Regions from separate parts of the Homo sapiens genome. Here region 1 is linked to region 2. Evidence: chromatin contacts called from ENCODE Hi-C or POLR2A ChIA-PET data. All regions are on one chromosome and are shown on one strand. The core of a region is the stretch at or near the end of the contact, and the rest is flanking DNA. Distances in the headings are between cores, read along the strand shown.

What was found. A loop is a pair of places that touch in the nucleus more often than their neighbours do. ChIA-PET counts read pairs that join two places held with the same protein, here RNA polymerase II (POLR2A).
Region 1: a loop to region 2 is called in a map of posterior vena cava, with 31 times the contacts of the local background. The contact joins two enhancer-like sites. A Hi-C loop is called at or near these places in 1 of 168 maps with a recorded cell type or tissue (posterior vena cava). POLR2A ChIA-PET finds 5 or more read pairs at or near these places in 1 of 52 experiments (PC-9).

What each region holds. Positions count from the first base shown.
Region 1 is chr20:49,392,749-49,399,178 of GRCh38, reverse strand. The region is part of intron 1 of KCNB1 (potassium voltage-gated channel subfamily B member 1); the gene reads left to right. All of the region lies in intron 2 of LOC105372649 (a long non-coding RNA gene), which reads right to left. Among named protein-coding and RNA genes, the nearest start is that of KCNB1, 87 kb to the left of the region's middle. Within about 2 kb of position 3,879, at least 10 of the 41 ENCODE cell types and tissues checked have a DNase peak (open chromatin) inside an H3K27ac peak, as active enhancers do.
Region 2 is chr20:47,340,669-47,348,076 of GRCh38, reverse strand. ZMYND8 (zinc finger MYND-type containing 8) reads left to right here. Exons shown (of 23, transcript NM_001281775.3): 2 at 151-221. Among named protein-coding and RNA genes, the nearest start is that of ZMYND8, 12 kb to the left of the region's middle. RefSeq lists enhancers at 1,480-2,226, 5,001-5,782. Within about 2 kb of position 4,841, at least 3 of the 41 ENCODE cell types and tissues checked have a DNase peak (open chromatin) inside an H3K27ac peak, as active enhancers do.

The sequences.
Region 1 (6,430 bases), core at 2,630-5,129, 2.1 Mb before region 2:
GAGTCAGGAGAATTGCTCGAACCCAGGAGGCGGAGGTTGCAGTGAGCTGAGATTGTGCCACTGCACTCCAGCCTGCACACAGAGTGAGACCCCGTCTCAAAAAAACAAACAAACAAAAAACAAAAAAACAAAGAGAACTCCTCCTCCCCCATGGTTGCAAAGTTCCAAGATCCACTCTCATGAAGCCATCTTGTGTCACATGCCCATCCCTCAGTCAATCACAAAGGCTGGGAGGGTTGGTCTATGCTGATTGGACCAGGCAGAGCCACATGGCCACTCCTGGAGCTGGAGGTGGCCTCAGAGTAGAGACATCAGAAGAGGGTGAGAGAGAGGTGCAGGGCAGAGGATCAGTGGGTGGCCTTCAGAGGTAGGACCAGATAAAGACGCCATGGGTCCCAGGACCTGGTGCTTGGTAATGCTCAACAATTAATGTTTTTAATTGTAAAACATTAATGTGCTGTAAAGATAGGGAACAACCCATAGGTTGTGAGGTAGAGCAGCCCTGGGTTCAAATCCCAGCTCTGCTACTTGTTAGCTGTGTGGCCTTGGGCAAAGCACTTGACCTCTCTGTGGCTTGGTTTCTTCATCTGTAAAATTGGATGAAAATGATCGATTGTTTTGAGTATTAAATGAGTTATTGCATTCAAAGCACTTAGAAAAGGGCCTGACACATTGTCGGTACTCAGTAAATGTTAGTTATTATGTTCATTATCTATTCAGTGTACTCAATGGTGCCAACTTATATGACTCACTAGGATTAAAATCTCTTCCCTCCACCTGGATGCTCCTTTCCCAGATCTTCATACAACTCGATACTCCATCTTTGGGTCTCAGCTCAGATGTCACCTCCTCAGAGAAGCCCTCCCTGACTACCATAGTTGATGATGTCCCTACAGCCAGTCTCTATCCCATTAGCCCATTTTCTTGCACCTTGAAGAGATCCTTTTTAATTTACCTATTTCCTCATTTCATGTCTGCTTCCCCCACCCAAATATCAGTTCCCTGAAGACAGAGTCTGTCTTGATCACTGCTGTGTCCTCAGGATCTGGAAAAGTGTTTGGCACATAGCTTGGCTCCATAAATGTTTGATGAATGAATGCCCCTTTTCTTCCCCGATAGTATTTCTGTGCCGCATCATCCATCAGGGAGGACACTGGGGCAAAGATGTAGCAAGGGGGGAGGGGTGCAGAGATGCATACCCCAAATAGCTGGGTTGGAGCTTCGGGGGGAGACCTAGGTGAGCCTGCCACCCCTCTGTCCCCCAAGAAGGGTCTTTTAGATCCCTGTCCCCGGTTGTGTAGAGGGTCTCAGCTCTGGGTGGCCTAAGAGGACAGGAGCGTTCTTCTTGACTTGGGTCATCCTAGCCAAGGTCAGGCTAAAGCCAGCAGGCCTGGGATTACACACCCTTGCACATCCAGCTGCTTAGCCGGATTAGTGCAGACGCCATGCCCACAGGCCTAGGCCCAAGACAGGGGCCCCGGGAGGGTGAGTCACAGGCCACCTCACCCTCCTACTCCTCTGGCCTTTCCTACACTGGAGAAGCCTCAAGACCTACCAGGGACCTGACAGAGTGGCTGTATTTTCTGTGTATATTTTCATTACTGTTTATTGAATGTCTACTGTATACCAGGCCCTGAACGGGGCACTTTACAGGCTCTCAGTCAGTCCTTCAGTCTGAGAGACTAGGGCTCATTTATTTATTTTTAAAATTCAGTTCCTCAATAGTTATTAAGCACCTACTATGTACCAGACACAGGTCTAGGCATGAGAGATGCTGAAGTTACAAAGATGGTCCCTGCTTTCATGGAGCTTTTAGAGGAAAAGACAGGCAGGGAGTAAATAAATATTTTCATTTTTTAATTTTTTTAATTTTTTTTTTTTTAGAGATAGGGTCTCGCTCTGTCACTCAAACTGGAGTGCTGTGGCGGTGACATGGTTCACTGCAGCCTCGACCTCCTAGGCTCAAGCGATCCTCCCACCTCAGCCCCCCAAGTAGCTGGGACTACAGGTGCACGCCAACTCACCCGGCTAATTTTTGTATTTTTTGTAGAGACGGGGTTTTACCATGTTGCCCAGGCTGGTCTCAAACTCCTGAGCTCAGGCGATCTGCCTATCTCGGCCTCCCAAAGTGCTGGGATTACAGGCATGAGCCACTGCGCCCAGCCATGAATATTTTTTAAATGCTCTTCAGCTCCTCAAGCCAGAGGTGAAGAAGTCGGGAAGGGAAAATGTGGATGGGCAGGTAGAGCTTTCTCGTGCACTCTATAGGCCCAGGAAGGATGTTTGTGGCCCATAACCCACGGCTGCTTGTGGGGAGCTTTGCCGTCTGTGAGAGAATAGAATATGGACAAGCTTTTACCACAAATGTTTGTTGAATGACTGAATGAATATTCTGCTGTTGCTCAGAAGCCTTCCCAAGCTCCCCATTGTCTGCGGGGTCTGGTCCAGACCCCTCAGCTGATGTTCACAGCACCCCCATGATCTGGCCCCAGGTGCTCCTCCGATTCCTCTCCATCTCAGGAAACACCACCACTATCCTCCCAGTTGCTCAGGATGAAAACCTGGGATTCCATCTTGACTCTTCTTTCCCTCGCCCCACACATCTGAGCCATCAGCAATTGGTTGATTTCACCTCCAAAATATAACTTGAATTTGTCTTCCGTACTGTGAACAGACACAGTCTCTTGCCTGGACACCTACCACAGCCTCCTCACTTTGATTCCTGTTTCTATTCCAGTCCCCCTACAGGCTGTTCCTAGGTGCAGCTCGGGGATTATTTTATTTTATTTTATTTATTTTATTTTATTTTATTTTATTTTATTTTACTATTTTTTGAAACAAAGTTTCACGTTGCCCAGGTTGGAGTGCAATGGCACAATCTCGGCTCACTTTAACCTCTGCCTCCCAGGTTCAAGCGATCCTCATGTCTCAGCCTCCCGAGTAGCTGGGATTACAGGCGCCCACCCCCGTGCCCGGCTAATTTTTGTATTTTTAGTAGAGACAGGGTTTCACCATGTTGGCCAGGCTGGTCTCGAATTCCTGACCTCAGGTAATCTGCCCACCTCCGCCTCCCAAAGTGCTGGGATTACAGGCATGAGCCACTGCGCCTGGCTAGAGCTAGGGGATCTTTAAACCTACATTAGGCCATGGCCGTGTGGCTCCCAGGATTCTCAGGTTCAAAACATCCTATCAGGTCTTAAAGGCCTGCCTCTCTTCTCTCTTTGACCTCAACTCTCACGCCCTTTGTCTTCCTCCCTAGCACCAGGGACACTGGTCGCCTTTCTCCTCCTCTTCTTGCCAATCTCTTCCCTGCCCCAGGACCCTTGCACTTGCCGTGACTGCTGCCCGGACCGGCCTTTCCCCAGATCTTTGCGAGCTGGCTCCTTTGCATTCCTCAGATCCGCACTCACGCATCACCTCCTCAGTGAGGCCCTCCAAAGCCGTTGGGCTAAAGTAGTCCCCTATCTCCTGCCCGTCTTTTTTAATCCTCTAATTCTGCTTTACTGAGGTGTGGTAGGATGAGCGGTGGGGACTAGGAGGAGCTTCAGAGCAGTCTAGAAGCAGGAGAGACGAGGGGAAAATGCAGCCAGGGGCTCTAAGGAAGCAGCAACATGGCTTCTCTGCAGCCATATACGGATGGATGAGGGGCTGGCCCAGGCAGGGATTCCATCCGCATATTCCTGATCCAGGGCATCTCGCGGACCCAGCTCTTGGCCCAGCATTCCCTAAGGAACCCATGACTGCTTCTCTGGCACTGTTTAATCTTTTCCCTCATCGCTGGCTACACGTCTAATGATTTATTCCTGGGCTCCCAAACCAGATTCCTGCAGAAGCCAAGCGAGCCTCATAAACAACACGCACAGGGTGCACGTGAGATTTTAGAGTACAGGACTGGACTTAACACCGCGCAGCGGCAGCCTGGGCTTGCCACGGAGCAGCGTGGACCAAGAGTACCCAGAGCTTCAGATTTTTCTTGAGAAGCTCAAATGTGAATTCATAGGGAAAATAAATATTGGCAACGAATTCACTGTGTGGGCCAAAACTCCCTGCCGGTGGATGAGTGGGGGGCCGTCCTGCTGGCAGGGTGTCCTCGGTTCACATGCGTACCCTGGGGTACGCATTTTCCATGCATGATTTCATTGCTGCCTGACAACCACCTGTGCAGGGGGTATTATTCTGAGCCCCATTTTACAGATGAGGAAGCTGAGGCTCAGAGAGTTAATGTGATCATACATGCCAGAGTTCAACCTATATCTAGAACTAATCTGCTTGCCCAAAAGCTGAAGTGGTTCCAAACTCTGTACTAAGAGTGTCTACCTGTTTTGTCTGACTTCATCTTCCGATTCTGCCTGTTTCACACGGGAGACTCAGAGAGGTTAAGTAATGTACCGAAAGTCACCCAGCTGCCAAGGGCCAGGATTGGAACCCAACTTTGTCCAAAGTCAAAGTTTGTAGGCTAACCCCTTACTCTCTATCCAGTTTCAATATGAAGGAGCTTTGAGAAGTTCAAGTGACCACAGAATCCTTGGTGGTACTGAAACAATTATCTGTACAAGATCCTACTAAGCGTAAGCCCTGAGAAGTGCTAAGACTTCTGGCCCTTCTATGGAAACCCTGTGTTGCAGCCAGGGCTCTTAGATGACACTTTTTTGGAGAGAGTGGGATCCTCAGGAATTTTGTTCAAATGCTGACATCTGACCGCTTGTTCACTTTATGTGTCAACTCCTGGGCTTTGGTTGCTCCTGCCAGACCCCAGTGCAGGCTGGGAGAGTTTGGAGGATTCCAGATGCAATCTAGAATCTGCCCAGAAGCTTGCGGCTCATGGGGGAGCTTCCACCAGTGGGTATACCTCCTCCCGTCCTTCTCTCCACCACTCCTTGATCTATGGAAGAAGGGAACAGGCATTTCTTGAGGACCTGGTAGATGCCATGCACTTTCTTTGTGATATCTCAGTGTGATTCAGCCCCTTCCTTCCTGTGGATCCTAAACGCAAGTCATTTTACCTCTATGAATCTTAGCTCTCTCACCTGTAAAATTAAGATAACAATTTTGTTCAGTCAGATCACTTTTTATTTGCAAGGGTCAGAAATCCAGCCCAACTGGCCTAATCCAAAAAGAGCATTCATCAGTTCATATTGTTGGAAAATCCAAAGGGATGGCTTCAGGGATGGCTGGATCCAGGTGCTCAAATAATGTCATTAGAAACCTGTCTTTGTGTCTTGGCACAGAGTCCCTCTGCTTTGGCTACACTCTTGGGCAGATTTTTTTTCCCCAGAGAGCCAGAGTTGACCCTCCAGCCACTTCTGGTTGATATCCTGTTAACCCAACAGCCCCTGATGAAAGAGACCACCTCTTTCCCAATAATTTGAGAAAAAGTTCCAGGATGAACCCTGATTGACCAATTTTAGTCATGCCCACACTACTAAAGTAATCCCTGTGGCCAGGGAGATGAATTATCCTAACTGGTAAGCTTGGATCTCACTCTTACCCCCTGAAACGGAGAAACAGGGTCAACTTCACTTAATGCGTGATTGTGGAGGAGGAACAATTCCCAAAAAATGATGCTAAACTATCCAAAAACATATCCACCACACTAATACCTACCTCCTGGGTACTTGTGAGGATTAATTGAGATAGTATGCTGTGCCTGGCTCCCAGTACATGCTCAGTTACTCCATAGCCAGCCTTGTCAACTCCTTCCTGAACCTCTGACTATCCATCTCTGACCCAGCCTCAGAGTGAGACAGGCATGAATTCAAGTCCTAATCCTGCTGTGTGGCTCTGGGCATGTTATTTAGGGGCTCCAAGCCTCAGATCCATCCTCTGAAAAATGAAGGTGAAAAGAGGAGCTACTTCCTGGGGTGATGGTGAATAAATGCTTTGGTACCTCACATGTCGCGGGTGTGCAGTAAATGGTGGTCTCCCCTCTTGCCAGTTTTCTCTCTGTGTGCACACCTGCCCTAGCCAAACTGGCTTGACTGTTATTCCCCACCTCCAACCCTTTGAATATGCAGCTGCCTCTGCCTAGAACACCCCTACTCCCATCTCTGCCTGCTGGAATCCATCTCTAGCCCTCAAGCCCCAGCCCAAATGTTTCCTCCTCCAATGGAACCTCACCTTTTTGAGGCTTGGTTTTCACAATTGCAAAGCAGGAATTACGAGAGTATCTACCTCCTGGGGTTGATATAAGGAGTAAATGAGATCGGTCATGCAATGCAGTTGGCGCAGTGCCTGCTTTGGTGAGAAATCAATAAATCTCAGCTGTTATTATATCATTAGTATCAGGCATCCAGCTGCTAATTCAAGCTTGCATTTTCCAATAGTGCCTTGCATAGGAGGGGTGCTCAGTAAACATATTGCATTTGGGTGGTCCGATTGGGGTCATGGCTTCTAAACCCATCCATCCAAACTTCCATCCATCCATCCATCC
Region 2 (7,408 bases), core at 3,592-6,091:
TGAAATCAGGTGTGGGTTTCCTCCCCCAGCCCTGGATAAGGATGAGGGAATGTCTTTAAGGTGTGTTTGTTGCTAGAACTTCCAAATAGCTGCCCCCATGGGGCAAGTTCTCAGCCTTCCTAAACATGAACATAATTTGCTCTGTTTCAGCTTGGCTGAAGAGGAAATAAAAACAGAACAGGAGGTGGTAGAGGGCATGGATATCTCTACTCGCTCCAAAGGTGAGTAAAAATCTTGTATTATCTATTCTAGAGCTAAGGAGGAAATTGGAATTTCTTTTTGTTGTTGTAGTGCAGTGAAGTGTGTGGCTCTCTGAGCCGACGTTGTAACTCTTCTTGGATTTTCAGATATAAGATTTTTTGATGGATGAACCTAATTGATGGAGAACTCTCCTCCTTTTGGTTTTCTTTCCCTGGTGCCTGTGTAGGGGTCCTGACAGTGAATTTTACCTGTGTGTCATGACTGAGGGTGGCTGGCTACCTCTCCGCAGGGTGACTTTCAGGAGCCACAGTTTAAATAAAGCATGTTCTGGAAGCCACCAGAGCCTCTAGCTGCTGCTCGTTTTCTGATTTTAACAACAGACCTCTTTGGAATCCCAGAAGTGGGATGAAGTCAGCCCGCTTCACTGGAAAGTGGTGGTCTTGGGTTAGAGATAAAAAGGAAATGTAGAGCTTGCTGGGATGCCGGGGCCAGTGTTTGCATTTAGTTCAAAATTTAGCAAATTAGGACAAACACAATTTATGCGTTTATTCACAAGCCTGGAGTAGACTCCTGAATATCTTCTAATTGAGGGATTGGTACTTTTCATTTGGTCTTTGTGAAAGAGATTTTATGAGGCTTCCCAAAATGAAGCAGTTATTCACTTTTACCTTCAGGGTGCTTTCACAAATGAGCTACTGGAGTATTTTTCGTATCTTTGGTTGATGAAAAGGCTCATCTCCAAACTTAATGGTTGTACCAAGGTGTTTTCATTCCTTCAACAAGTCACTGAGTGCTTTCTTGGAACACACAGCCTTGCACTGGGGGTTATGGGGAGGGAGGAAGAGGCTGGACAGGGTTACTGCATACTGCCGGAAGGAGATTCTCATTTGGCTGCAGAGTGTCGCACAAAGTGACTCCCTAAAGGCGTCTGAAACCAAAAGCATTTTGAGGATTGTTACAAGACAGCGTGTCGCCAGGCGTGGTGGCTCATGCCTGTAATCCCAGCACTTTGGGAGGCCAAGGCGGACCATCACGAGGTCAGGCGTTCGAGACCAGCCTGGCCAACATGGTGAAACCCCCGTCTCTACTAAAAATACAAAAATTAGTCGGGCATGGTGGCACGCGCCTGTAATCCTAGCTACTTAGGAGGTTGAGGCAGGAGAATCACTTGAACCTGGGAGGCGGAGGTTGCAGTGAGCTGAGATCGCACCACTGCACTCCAGCCTGGGCGACAGAGCAAGACTCCATCTCAAAAAAAAAAAGACAGTATGTCATTTTGGGGCAAAGTTGAGGGTCCAGTAGTCAAGGCTGGGACCTGGGAAGCAGAAGCTGGCTGCTGATCTCTGGCAGGGGTCACAGAAGGGGAGGCACCCTGGGTGGGAAGGCCTGGCTTACTGGGTGGGTGCTGTGTGCTGGGGAGCAGCAGGAGGAGGCTGGGCGGAGGCAGAGGGCTGCTGCCCCCTCATCACAGCATGACCCAGCCTGTGCTGGGTGGCAGGAAGTTTCAGTGCCATTGATGGTGAAGAGAGCTGAGCCACCAGGGACTTCAGAGCAAGGAAGGTACCTTCTCACAGAGGTGTTTTTGATGTTGCAGGAGCACGTGCCTCTCAGCCACTTCTCAGCCCCCTTGTTGTGGTCAGAATCAAATGTGGTCCAGCAGGAGACGGGGCAAAGTGGAGAGGGACTGAAGAGAGGGGGCCAGGAGGGTGGGGGTCTTGTCCCTGTTCTGCTGCTTACCTTCCCCAGGGGGCTTGGACACTGGCTCTGTCCCTTCATTTTTGTATTTGTGAAGTGGGGTGTTGGATTAGATTCTATCCAAGCATGACCAAGCTGAGTGACCATTGTCTCTTTCTCTCTTTTCTCCTACTCCCATCCTCACCCTTCAGCAGCCAGAATGCGCTTCAAAAACGTGGATTGGGGTCAGGCACAGTGGCGCATGCCAATCATCCCAGCTACTTGAGAGACTGAAGTGGGAGGATCAGTTGAGGCCAGGAGTTTGAAACCAGCCTGGGCAACTTAACGAGACCCCCCCCTCCCGCCCCCATCTCTATTAAAAAAAAAAAAGTGGACAGAGTGCGTTGGCTCACGCCTGTAATCTTAGCACTTTGGGAGGGCGAGGCGGGTGGATTGTCTGAGCTCAGGAGTTCGAGACCAGCCTGGGCAACACGGTGAAACCCCATCTCTACTAAAATACAAAAAAATTATCTGGGCGTGGCAGCATGTGCCTATAATCCCAGTTACTTGGGAGGCTGAAGCAGGAGAATTGCTTGAACCCAGGAGGCGGAGGTTGCAGTGAGCCAAGACCACGCCTTTGCACTCCGGCCTAGGGGACAGAGCGAGACTCCGTCTTAAAAAAAAAAAAAAAAAAAGTGGGTCAGGTTCTGTCTCATTTTGCTAACTCCTTCTGATGATTTTCCAGTACCCTTCCACTCAGGTCTGAAGTCACCGTGACCTGCCTACCTGGGCCGGCCCTGTTTACCTTTGTTTCCTTTGTGATGTTCTGTTCACCTTGTGCCATTTCTCCCCCAACTTCACTTGAGCTCCTTGGCCTCCTTCCTCTTGGTTCCTTCCTTGGGGCCCCTGTGTGTCTTTTGCCAGGAGCAGGCTGCCCATTTCTCATTGTGATCTCAGACTTATCTCAGATGGTGGCTCCTCAAAGAGGCTTTTGGTGGCCACGGAGTCTGAAGGAGTCATTTCATTATTTTCTGTTTTAAATATATATATAAAAGACAACGTCTCACTGCACTGTCCTGGCTAGAGTGCACTGGTATGATCATAGCTCACTGTATCCTTGATCTCCTGGGCTCAAAGCTCACTGTAGCCTCAATCTCCTGGGCTCAAGCTATCTTCCCACCTCAGCCTCCTGAGTAGCTGGGACTACAGGTGCACACCACCTCACCTGGCTAATTAAAAAAATTTTTTTTTTGTAGGGATGAGGTCGCAGTGGGTTGCCCAGGCTGGTCTGAAACCCTTGGCCTCAAGTGATCCTCCCTCTTTGACCTCCCAAAGTGCTGGGATTATAGGCATGTGCCACCATGCCTGGCCAATTTTCTATTACATTTTTAAAATGAACTTTTAATTTAACAGTAGTATTAGATTTCCAGAAAAGTTTTGAGGATAGTGCCAAGAGTTCCCATGTTAGCCCCTGGCTCCACACACACAATTTCTTCTATTATTAACATCATACACTAGTGTGGTGTAATTGTTACAAATAATGCATCAATTTTGATATGTTATTACCAACTAAAGGCCATCCCTTATTCAGATTTCCTTCGGTTTCCCACAAAAGTCCCTTTTCCGTTTTAGAATCCCACTCAGGATTCCTCATTACATTTAGTTGTCTGCCTGGGCTCCTGTTGGCTGTGACAGTTTCTTAGACTTTTCTTGTTTTTGTGGAACTTACCGGTTTTCAGGAATACTGGTCGGGTATTTTGTAGATTGTCCTGTCAATTGGGATTTGTATAATGTGTTTCTCATGATTAGACTCTGGTAAACTGTGGTTATGGGTTTTGGGGAGGAAGAAGACTACAGAGGGTAAAATGCCATTTTCATCATATCACATCAAGGGTATGTATTATTAATAAGATCTATCACTGTTGGCCTTGTGCAGTGGCTCACACCTGTAATCTCAGCACTTTGGGAGGCCAAGGTGGGGGGATCATCTGAGGTCAAGAGTTCGAGACCATCCTGGCCAACATGGTGAAACCCTGCCTCTATTAAAAATACAAAAATTAGCTGGGTGTGGTGGCAGGCACCTCTAGTCGCAACTACTCGGGAGGCTGAGGCAGGAGAATCACTTGAACCCGGGGTGGAGGGGGTGGAGACGGAGGTTGTAGTTAGCTGAGACCATGCCACTGCACTCCAGTCTGGGAGATAGAATGAGACTATCTCAAAAAGAAAAAAAAAAAAAAAAAAAAAGATTTATCACTGTTGATGTTGACCATGACCATCTGGCTGTCTTTCTTCTCTTTCCATCCTCTGCTCTTTGGAAGGAAGTCACAAGGCATCACCCACACTTAAGGAGTGAAGAGCTATGCTCCACCTCCTCGAAAGCAGAGGCTTGACATAAATTATTTGGGGGCTGGATGTGGTGGCTCATGCCTGTAATCCCAGCACTTTGGGAGGCCAAGGCGGGCAGATCACTTGAGGCCAGGAGTTCGAGACCAGCCTGGCCAACGTGGCAAAATCCCATCTCTACTAAAAATAACAAACATTGTATGCCTATAATCCCAGCTACTTGGGAGACTGAAGCAGAAAAATCACTTGAACCCGAGAGGCGGAGGTTGCAGTGAGCCAAGATTCCACCACTGCACTCCAGCCTGGGTGACAGTGACACTGTGTCTCAAAAAAAAAAATTTAGAATTCTTCTGTATGGGGTATTAGTCTTTTCTCCCTCATGTATTTATTCAGTCATTTATCTCTAGCAGTGTGGACTCTGGGATGGTTACTTTATACTGTGGGTTGTAATCCAATACTACTTATTTATTTTATTGCTCAAATCATTCCAGCTTTGGCAGTTGGGAGCTCTTTGTGTTGGCTCTTGTGTCCCCTTGACAGACTCCATCGTTGTGGGGTTTATTTATTTGTTCGTTTGAGACAGCCTCGTTCTGCTGCCCAGGCTGGAGTGCAGTGGTATAATCACAGCTCATTGCAGCCTTGACCTGCTGGACTCAAGCAGTCCTCTTGCCTCAGCCTCCCAAGTAGCTGGGACCACAGGCATGCATCACCACAGTTGGCTAATTTTTGTTCTTTTTATTTGTAGAGATGGAGTCTCGCTGTGTTGCCCAGGCTGGTTTTGAATTTCCCAGGCTCAAGTGATCCTACCACTTTGGCCTCCCAAAGTGCTGGGGTTACAGGTGTGAACCACCATGCCCGGCTGGCCTATTTATTTATTTATTGAGCACTTTCTTGTCTTCTGGCACTATAAGATGTTCCAGGCTCATTTTGTATGTCTTTGCCTCAGCCCTAAAATCATCCATTTCTCTATGGATCCTGGTTTCTTTCTTTCTTTTCTTTTTTTTTTTTTTTTGAGATGTAGTCTTGCTCTGTTGCCGAGGCTGGAGTGCGGTGGTGTGATCTCAGCTTACTGTGACTTCCACCTCCTAGTTCAAGCAATTCCTCTGCTCCAGCCTCCATAGTAGCTGGGATTACAGGCACATGTCACCATGCCCGGCTAATTTTTTTGTATTTGTAGTAGAGGCGGGGTTTCACCATGTTGGCCAGGCTAGTCTCGAACTCCTGACCTCAGGCAATCCGCCTGCCTCAGCCTCCCAAAGTGCTGGGATTACAGGCATGAGCCTCCGTGCCCAGCTTTTTTTTTTTTTCTTTGAGACAGAATCTCGCTCTGTCTCCCAGGCTGGAGTGCAGTTGGCGCGATCTTGGCTCACTGCAACCTCCACTTCCCTGGTTCAAGCAATTCCCCTGCCTCAGCCTCCCGAGTAACTGGGATTGCAGGAGCGCACCACCACGCCTGGCTAATTTTTTTGTATTTTTAGTAGAGGCAGGGTTTCACCATGTTGGCCAGGCTAGTCTCGAACTCTTGACCTCAGGTAATCCGCCCGCCTCGGCCTCCCAAAGTGCTGGGATTACAGGTGTGAGCCACCGCACCCAGAGGATCCTGGTTTCTTTTATTGGAGAATAGTATTAGAAACCAAGATGTGGGCACTAAGTGTGCTCGTTTTTGTTTGTTTGTTTGTTCGTTTTTGAGATGGAGTTTCCCTCTGTTGCCCAGGCTGGAGTGCAGTGGCACAATCTCGGCTCATTGCAACCTCTGCCTCCTGGTTTCAAATGATTCTCCTGCCTCAGCCTCCTGAGCAGCTGGGACTACAGGCACACACCACCACGCCTGGCTAAGTTTTGTATTTTTTTTTTTTGAGACGGAGTCACGCCCTGTCACCCAGGCTGGAGTGCAGTGGCGCGATCTCCGCTCACTGCAAGCTCCGCCTCCCGGGTTCACGCCATTCTCCTGCCTCAGCCTCCCAAGTAGCTGGGATTACAGGCGCCCGCCACCACGCCCGGCTAATTTTTTGTATTTTTAGTAGAGACAGGGTTTCCCCATGTTAGGCAGGATGGTCTCGATCTCCTGACCTCGTGATCCACCCGCCTCAGCCTCCCAAAGTGCTGGGATTACAGGCACGAGCCACCGCGCCCGGCCAAGTTTTGTATTTTTAGTAGAGATGGGGTTTCACTATGTTGGCCAGGCTGGTCTGGAACTTCTGACCTTGTGATCCTCCCACCTCGGCCTCCCAAAGTGCTGGGATTGTAGGCATGAACCACCGCACCTGGCCAAGTGTGTGCTCATTGCTACTGGAATGTCTTTGTTCTAGATTCTTTTTTTTTTTTTTTTTTTGAGATGGAGTCTCGCTCTGTCACCTAGGCTGGAATGCAGTGGTGCACTCTCAGCTAACTGCAACCCCTGCCTCCCAGGTTCAAGCAATTCTTCTGCCCCAGCCTTCTAAGTAGCTGGGACTATAGGTATGCACCACCATGCCTGGCTAATTTTTAAATTTTTAGTAGAGATGGGGTTTTGCCATGTTAGCCAGGCTAGTCTCGAACTCCTGACCTCAAGTGATCTGCCCACCTCGGCCTTCCAAAGTGCTGGGATTATAGGTGTGAGCCACCTTGCTTCTAGATTTTCTCAGTAGACAAGGAAGGATATATAGACATACTGTGTAAACATTTTTACATGTATCCATCTGTGTCTATATCAGCTAAACATGAGTTCATTCTCTCGTTTGACCTTTTCGCATTACCACATGGATCATTCTAGCCTTATTCCCTGGTTTCTCTGTAACCTCCTCCTCCAACAGTGAGAAGGCTGGCTTCTACTGTCCACCGTTTGTTTACTATTTTCTGGTACATTTTAACCTGATCTACAGTGTTCAGTCTGATGAACTTTAACACACGTTCGCACTCATGGGGCCCTGACCCAGATCAAGATAATTAAACATTTCCAGCATCCAGAGCGTCCTCTATCCCTCTGATTTTGTTTATAGCCTTTGTCCTCACTTTGTATTTTCTTATTTGTTACTCTGCTAGAATGCTGGCTGCTGTATTTTTTTTTTTTTTACATTAAAAAAAATACTTTTTGAGACAGAGTCTTGCTCTGTTGCCCAGGCTGGAGTGCAGTGGCTTGACCTTGGCTCGCTGCAACCTTCATTTCCCGGGTTCAAGTGATTCTCCTGCCTCAGCCTCCTGAGTAGCTGGG